Regions from separate parts of the Homo sapiens genome. Here region 1 is linked to region 2. The links are chromatin loops, found by intact Hi-C in ENCODE. Cell type or tissue: heart left ventricle. All regions are shown on one strand. Links, peaks and the distances in the headings refer to the core of each region. The heading gives the core; the rest is flanking DNA.

Region 1 (4,034 bases), core at 1,033-3,532, 230 kb after region 2:
ATAACATTTACTTCCATTTTGAAAACTTCACAGGCTGCATTTCACAGTAAAAACACTGATCATCTATTCATATAAGATAAGAAATCAGCCCTTCCACATTCAAGATGATTAAGAAATGTACCTCCAGGATGGAAAGATGAATTTTTATCCATCATAATAACAATAGATCACACCTAATGTGGTTGTGTCTTGAGATACTGACTGACAGAGTAATGCTTTCACGGCTAACAAGACAGCTTAAATTTTTATTTTTCTCTTTATTGCATCCTTTTTGAAGACAAAAGATATCTTTTAAAAGATGTTTTTATGATACACATAATATTAATACAGGAATGCACGTTAATAATTTACAAATAGACACTTATTGGGGATGCATGGTTGGAAAGTTCTTTGTGGTAGGCATGAGTGAGAAGCAGCATGGATAACTGTGACTTAGAGAAGGGATTCAGTGGGTGTGATGGGCATTCCTAATATCCTGCTCTCCTATCCTTCCAAACTTGCAAAAGATGGCATCTGCCAGCCCCCTCCTGCTTGGGAGAAGCCCATGACAGTTCTGTGTGACGGGCTAAGAGCAGAACAGAAGGTGCATTTGGTTCTGGTGCAAGGCCCTGCTGTCTGTTTCTTCTGCAGATTGTGGGAAAGGCCTTGCGTTGAGTTGCAAGATCAAAAGATCAAACCAGCCTGGGCCACTGAGGCACCACAAGAGGATGGCTGCCTTAGAGAGGTGCCCAGAAATGAGTAAGCAAGAATGAAATGGTTGATTTCAGCCAGAGACGTTGGGATTGTTTCTTACTGTGGCATAACTTGCCCACCCTGACTCACAGAATAGGTGTCACAGGTAGGGTGTTGAGAGCGTGCTTAGATGAACAAGCCTCACACCAGTTTACTGGATGCCCTGTTGCAGCAGGCAGATGGCCGGGGGCCAGTCCTGAGCGCCAAGCCGGGAGCAGCTACTAGCCTCTGGGCTTATTTGGGGAGAGGAGGAAGCTGAGAACTGGAAGTCTGGTGGATTGGGATGCATCTAGGTACTGCCTTCTCATTCACCACTGTTAACCATTCTTCAGGGAGCGGGAGATGTGAGTGGACATGCCAGGAGCTACCATATGGCTGAAAGCCACCACATCCCCAGCTACTACAGTGTGACTACAGAGCCACAATACATTCCTAAGGGAGTGGTTTGCTTTCAAGTTGCCCATCTCAGTTATGGAGTAGTCCTTGTGATGTGAGCTCTTGAAAGTCCCTTTGCTGATGTCATGGCTCAGGTGGCTGCTCCGGGGCAGCTTGGGCTAGTGCTCTTAGAGAGTGGCTTCAGCTTTTTTTATTGGCGGGGCAAAATAAGAGAGAAACCAGTGTCAGCAAAGGATCCCTGCTTTTAAGTAAATGAACTATTGCAGGCTGTTGGTACGAGTTTCCCCAGTGGGCAGTTTCCTCAAATGAGGACTGTGGAATTCCCTGTCTTGCTGACCTTGTTTACATTGAGCTATGTTTTAGATTTTGCGTCATTTGGAATCTCGATTCTGTGCACGAATGGGCTGCATACCTCTCTTGGTTTCTTCTCCATTGTTTGTGAATGACATCTTTGGTTTTGTTGTTTCCTCAGGGAGAGGTGAAGCCCAGCAGGCTGGATGACTGCCTTTGGGGAAGGCCTCATTATTTAGTGCACACATCAAATCACACAGGGCAGGCTAGAAGATTGTGGCTTTTGGCTAAGTGTCAATACTCTCAGAAGAAATACCAGGCCCAGAGAGACAAAGTCCAGGTTTAACTGGTTTTGGAGTGAGTTTCTGGAACATGTAGAGGCCATTTTATAGAAGGAATCCTCAGACCAAAGCAACAGGTGACTTGTTTTCTCCATTCATTGAGGACTCTGCCAGGTGCCAGGAGCTGCAGGCATGAGTTAATTCCCGAGAGTCCATGGGTCTACTCACAATCTGCAGGGCCTGCCCCCGAGTTAGTCACTTGGAGTAACATGCCCATTTCTCAGCATGCTAGAGTGCTTTTACCTCAAGCCCTGACCTGCTCCACATGTCCTGGACCTTTCCCACAGAGGCCCCTTCCCAGGCTTCATGCTCTCAGGTGTGTAGAAGGTTAGTAGCATGTGGATGAGATTGTACAGCCCACTCTCAGTAAATCGTATTCTTCGTTCTTCATCTTAAAGGCTAGGATACCTATTTTCTCCTTAAAAAAAACAGGCTACCCTTTCTGACCCTTTTCCAGTCTTTTTTCTCATTCTCCAAAACACCGACCAACCAGTCCTGTTGGCTGGTGCTGATGCTGGACAGCAGGGCCGGGAGGGGCGTGGCACAGGACAGGTCAGGGGAACGAGGTGTCTCACTGGCTTTCCCTTGCTCAGGCCTGGACTCCTACTTCCTTCTTAGCTGGAAAGATGGTTGCATTTGTATCAGTCAGTGACCTGCACAACTGTAACAGCTGCTTGGCATTGCTTTGTGACTACCTGGGGGCAATGCTTAGTAAATAATAATGTCAATACTAAAATAATATCAATAATTGATCATCAGAAGACAACCAGGATGTCTGAACCTTTGTAGACACATCTCTTGGCAATATCTAAAATAACACTGCCGTATCCAAGGGGTTGCATTGCCCCCCAAAGCAGAAATACATTTGTACTTGCTCTTCCGAGGAAATACATTTCCTGTGTCCACAGAAGTCTCCCTGCCCTGGAGTCTGGGAGAGAAGGAGCTGAGGCCCCAGGGCCTAGCTGGCTGCCTCCGGGGTAAAGTCCCAGTGCCGTATTATGCTGAGAGGCTCCACACTGTGCAGAGGCATCCGTGTCTGTCTCTCTGTCCCCTCCCTGACAGCTTTCATCTTTCCAGTATGTACTGGCTTCTCCTATAGGGAGGGCACAGTTCAGTGTCTCCCTAATCACTGCCAGGGCTGGGGAACAACAACTCATGAAGAAATGCATCCTCCTCACTGCAGGGACCAACGCGGCTTTTGGAGGAACCCTCCTTGGCATACGATTGTCGGCAGGAGAATGGTGGGGTGTGATGAAGGCAGCTGTCATCCTTCCCAGGAATTCCTGAGAATTCCTTTATCCCATTGGTAAAAAGATCATGCTAGGCTCCTCATGGCGACAGCCCTGTGGCTCCTTCAGGAGGGACATGTGGACGCTTATGGTAGGGCACGGTGGAAGTGGGTCTGGAGAGTAGAGGTATTTTCCAGTACCCTGGAGAAAAAGTACTACTTCCTTATGAGGCAGAGGCTGGCCCTCTTTTCTCTGAAGGTTTCACATAGATAATCCTGCAGCCTTGCCACTAGGACATCATGTCCTTGTGTAACAGCTGGTGCCTGCTTCAAGCATAAGGACTGCTCCAGGCCTTACCACCAGGCCTCATTTTGGCCTACCGCCACCCCTAACTTTTATCTACTCTTTACACAAGCTGCTTTTCTGAGAATCTGCATGAATAACCAGTCTCAAATTTACGTAGATGCATGTGTCATGTTATTGGCATGGTCACACTGATAATTAATATCTCTTTATATTCATCTTCAAAGGTTTCCTTATTGTTTTGAGTGGCCACATATGGTGATCAACACTTTACCCCCACTAAGAAGCAAGTGAACTACTTGCTCTAAGTCCACTGAATAAATCAAGATTCACTCAACAGATGCTGGTTTCAGTCCATTTTTTAAGGCCTCATGGGTTTGAAGGGACCTAGTTCATGTCGAGATCAGGCTCTTTGTCGTGCTGAAGTCTCCTTCTAAACAATTTTTCCCTATTGATGTCAGAATTGATGCTTTATAGACTAAAGAAATTGAAGAACATCAAATTGAACTTGAAAAATCTTTAATTTATTTAAAAATGAAACCTATAATTTTGTAGACAATAGGCTATTAAGAAATGCATGCCTATTGTGAGATGTTATAGCTGTAGGATTCCCTACCTGGAGATAAAGCTGTGGTTGGATCTGCTAGGACATATTATGGAAGAAGCATGCACCTCTCTGTCCCTGTGTCCTCAGCAAGGGCTCTTTGTAGAGGAGCCCAGGTAGCACCAGTGTCTGTCTCTA
Region 2 (4,034 bases), core at 617-3,116:
AGAAGGTCAAAACCAGCCTGAGCAACATGGTGAAATCTTGTCTCTAATTAAAAAAAAAATTAGCCAGGCATGGTAGCATGCACCTGTAGTCTCAGCAACTTGGGAGGCTGAGGCGGGACAATCACTTGAGCTCAGGAGGTTGAGGCTGCAGTGAGCTATGATCATGCCACTGCACTCCAGCCTGAGCAACAGAGTGAGACTCTGTCTTAAAATAAAAAAATAAGAAAAAGAAAAGAAAACATAACACATTTTTTTAAAATCAGGAAGATGTAATGTAAAAGAAACACATCAATAAACTTATTTTAGGAATCAAAGTGACTTCAAGTGGGAAGTCTCTAACCCTACCAGCAATGAGTCATGTGTGCCATGTTTGTACCAGATTATTTCTTCAATGACATTTAAAATTAAAAGCATTACCTGTGAATACAATATGATCCTTTTTCTTTTTTTTTACAATATGCTTCATATATATTTTAAGTGCTAAGACAAATACAAATGTATATGCCAAGAAAAGTCAACTCTGCTAAAATAAATAATATTTTTTATAGAATGCTAAAGGATAATCTGCAAATTAAATTTTGTTATTCAGAGGAAGCTTTTATATTTTAAAAAAGTCATTTATTTTTCAAAATCATCCCAGAAAGCAATTCTAGATAACATATAAGGTGACCAGCCATTCTAGATTTGTCTGAGGGTAAAGGATTTCCTAGGATGGTGGCTTTTAATGGTAAAACAGTGACAGTCCCGGGCAAAATGAGCCAGTTTTTCACTCTACACTCAAATAAGAGCTGGGGTTGGAGGGTAGATGGGTGTAGGGCTCCCAATTCTTTTGCCTGTGGGCATCTGTAGCTTTCCCCGTGACTCACACCAGGAGCCTGTTATGGGGAAAACACTGTGTGTAAGACAGACCAGGGCTTGTCCACACTGAGCTTCCAGCTTCCCTTCCACTGGGTGGGTCAGATTCAACACGTAAGCAAATAGGATGATTTTGGGTGGAGATAAGTGGTGGGAAGAAAACCAAGCCTGATGATGTGACCAATTAACAGATGGGTGGGTGGGTGGGCATTGGTTCAGAGCAGGTGTCCAGAAAAGGCCCCACTGAGGAGTGGCCTTTGCCCTAACATTTGTATAACGGGAAGGGGACAGTAAGGAAAAGCAGAGCAGGAGACACGGCAGGAGCTAGGCCACCGAGGATCCATGGGGTTTGGTGAAGTATCTGGATTTTATTTTAGATACAACAGGAAACCATTGAGGCCTGCTAAGCAGGAGGGTAATCTGATGTGGTTTGTGTTTTAATATGCAGTGGTGACTGGTTTGCATTCCTCATATGGCTTAATTGTATGGCTAAGATACACAGACAGTTTCAAAACACACAACCTTTCCTGTGACATGCCCACAGTAACCCACAGAAAATGCATGTCCTTAAAAGTGAATAATACAGTCTTTGCTATAGGGACACAAAGAAAAGCCTACTCTTACTAAGGAGATATTTACAACTCATGAGAAAGGGAAACCTAAGTGGTGTTTTTTGGGTAGTTTGAGAAAAGTTTGCACAGAGGCAGGAGATATTAAACTACAACAATCAACACTATCATTCTAAAGCCTTATATAAAACATATTTGGGATGAAATCTTGATCTTTTTACCTTATCTCCTTATCCTCTGCAATTCTGATAATAGCCACGAGAGGGCTTGCTACTCCTATTGTTTATAAACAGTAGCTCAAGATGGACTTTGCTTTTTGGCTGAGCATTTGTAGGCAGTGGTGTTCTTATTTTATTTTATTTTACTTTATTTTGAGATGGGATCTCACTGTCACCCACACTGGAGTGCAGTGGTGCAATCTGGGCTCACTGCAACCTCCGCCTCCCGGGCTCAAGCGATCCTCCCACCTTAGCCTCCCGAGTAGCTAGAACCACAGCCACTACTGCTGGCTATTTTTTTCTTTCTTTCTTTTTTTTTTTTTTGTAGAGACAGGGTTTCATGATGTTGCCCAGGATTCAAGCAGTCCACCCACCTTGGCCTCCCAGAGTGCTGGAATTACAGGCTGAGCCACCACGCCCGGCCTGCAGTGGTGTTCTAAGTGAATATTTAACAATGGGCTCTGGGAGGAGTGGAGGAAGCCCTAGTAGAATTGGCCAATTTCCTTGGTGTAAATACTCTTCCAGTGTCAGATTTCAAGCTACCAACTGTTTAGTAACAGGCTCACAGGATTTATAATAATTTAACCATGGGGGAAAACAGGTCTTCCTGGGCCAACTCCATCATGCCACTGGTTGTAGGGTGTGGGGAGTGAAATGGTGGTGATAGAAGAAGATAATTGGATTTTCTCAGGGAACAGTCATGAGAAGGAACAGATAACTAGAAAAGCATTATCCTGAGTGTTGGCTTGTCTCATTAGTAACTTTCAAACTAACAAATAAAATATTTTTAAAAATAGCTAACAGGAAGCAGGAAAAATAGAAAAATAAGAAGACACCTTCCTTTAATCCAGTTTTAAAGATACTCAGAAGAATATTATATATCCTTTCTAGGAATAAGTATTAATACTACTAAAATCTTTGAATCATGTGTACTTAATATAAATTTCTAAATAAATTTCTAAAGGTAGAACATTGTTTTAACTTGTTATGATTAGACTTATTTCATATTTTATGTTAGTTGCTTAGTAAGCAGTTGAATCCACACAAGGACTTCAGAGAATGGAATGTCTGTTTATTTTGGTATATTAAAAAATTTGTTTTTTGGTATAAATATGAAGTCTTCAGTATGCTGGATAAGAAGGAAAATCTACTAATTATTTGATTTTCTAATGATTTGACCCTGTAAACCGGGTATATGTGAAACTTAAAAGAAAAATTAAAATTAAAATTAAAAATTAAGAAACAAATATTGGGGCAAAAATAAAAAGAAGATATTAATTTTATTACTCACAAACCAACTTACTGAGAAGTGACATCAGTGAGAATAGGAGTTTTGAGTCCTTAGCCTTCCACAGACACACCAATTTTGGCAACTGCCCATTGCCAACAATACCTTTCTGGAAGCCTGGAAGTCCAGCAAAAAGGCTCCAGCACCCCATAGGAGCAAAAAATCTGAGACTAGCAATAGAAAAATGGGTAAGAAAAACAGTTTCACTTTACTTGCATCAACCTTCCCCCAAAGGCACAGCCCAGTGACAAGAGAGGCCCTCTTAGCCTGTGATTTCTCCTGCAGGGAAAGATGAAAGTGAAAGTGTAGTGTACTAGTACCTGGCTTCCCCAGCCATGTGGGAGGTGCACTTTCTTTTCACTCCACCCTAAACACTGAAGGGATTGGTACAGCTAAATAGTCTTTGAGTAGCTAGGAACAGGGAAAAGTGGTGGAAGCTCATAGCAACTGGAACATGGGACTTAGCAAAGGGCCACAGTTTCTACCAACCACCTTGCGAATTTCATCAAGAGGCTCACACACAAACCTTACAGAATGTGGACTATCCCCCCAACTAGCTCACATGTGCCCCCAGAACTCCGCACAACTTCCATAGCCAGTGCTCCCCATGCACTCCTACAGCCAGTGTACAAGTCTCTTCAGATCATGCAAGAACACCTGTAGATAGCCAGCTCAACTCTGCAGAATTAGGAGAAGGCACTTAACCTTGAACACCACAGGCCACTTGATGTGGTTTGACTGTTTCCCCACTGAAATCTCATCTTCAAGTTAGTTCCCATATCACCATGTATCTTGGGAGGGACCAGGTGGAGGTAATTGGATCATGGAGGCAGTTTCCGCCATGCTTTTCTTGTGATAGTGAGTCTCATGAGCTCTGATGTTTTTATAAGTGTCTGGCATTTCCCCTGCTGGCACTCATTCCTCTCCTGCTACCCTGTGAAGAGGTGCCTTCATCATGATTGTGGGTTTCCTAAGGCCTCCCCAGCAATGCAGAACTGTAAGTCAATCAAACCTCTTTCCTTTATAAATTACCCAGTCTCAGGTAAGTATTTCTTCATAGCAGTGTGAGAACAGATTAATACAGTAAATTGGTACCAAGGGTGG

Evidence for each region. A loop is a pair of places that touch in the nucleus more often than their neighbours do. Peaks named below come from ENCODE experiments on the same cell type or tissue, not always from the same donor. Only the 100,000 strongest peaks of a DNase experiment are listed, where the experiment ranks them.
Region 1: a loop joins it to region 2, with 3 times the contacts of the local background. A loop is called at or near these places in 2 of 110 quality-filtered maps.

Annotation. Positions count from the first base shown.
Region 1 is chr9:89,052,191-89,056,224 of GRCh38, reverse strand. All of the region lies in intron 6 of SHC3 (SHC adaptor protein 3), which reads left to right. Among named protein-coding and RNA genes, the nearest start is that of S1PR3, 63 kb to the right of the region's middle. In heart left ventricle, for the core only: no CTCF peak of the experiment used is centred there; a DNase peak (open chromatin) is centred at 2,278; H3K27ac peaks cover 6 bases.
Region 2 is chr9:89,276,842-89,280,875 of GRCh38, reverse strand. LOC105376136 (a long non-coding RNA gene) reads left to right here. Exons shown (of 3, transcript XR_930101.4): 3 at 1-429. Among named protein-coding and RNA genes, the nearest start is that of CKS2, 32 kb to the left of the region's middle. In heart left ventricle, for the core only: a CTCF peak has its summit at 1,679; no DNase peak of the experiment used is centred there.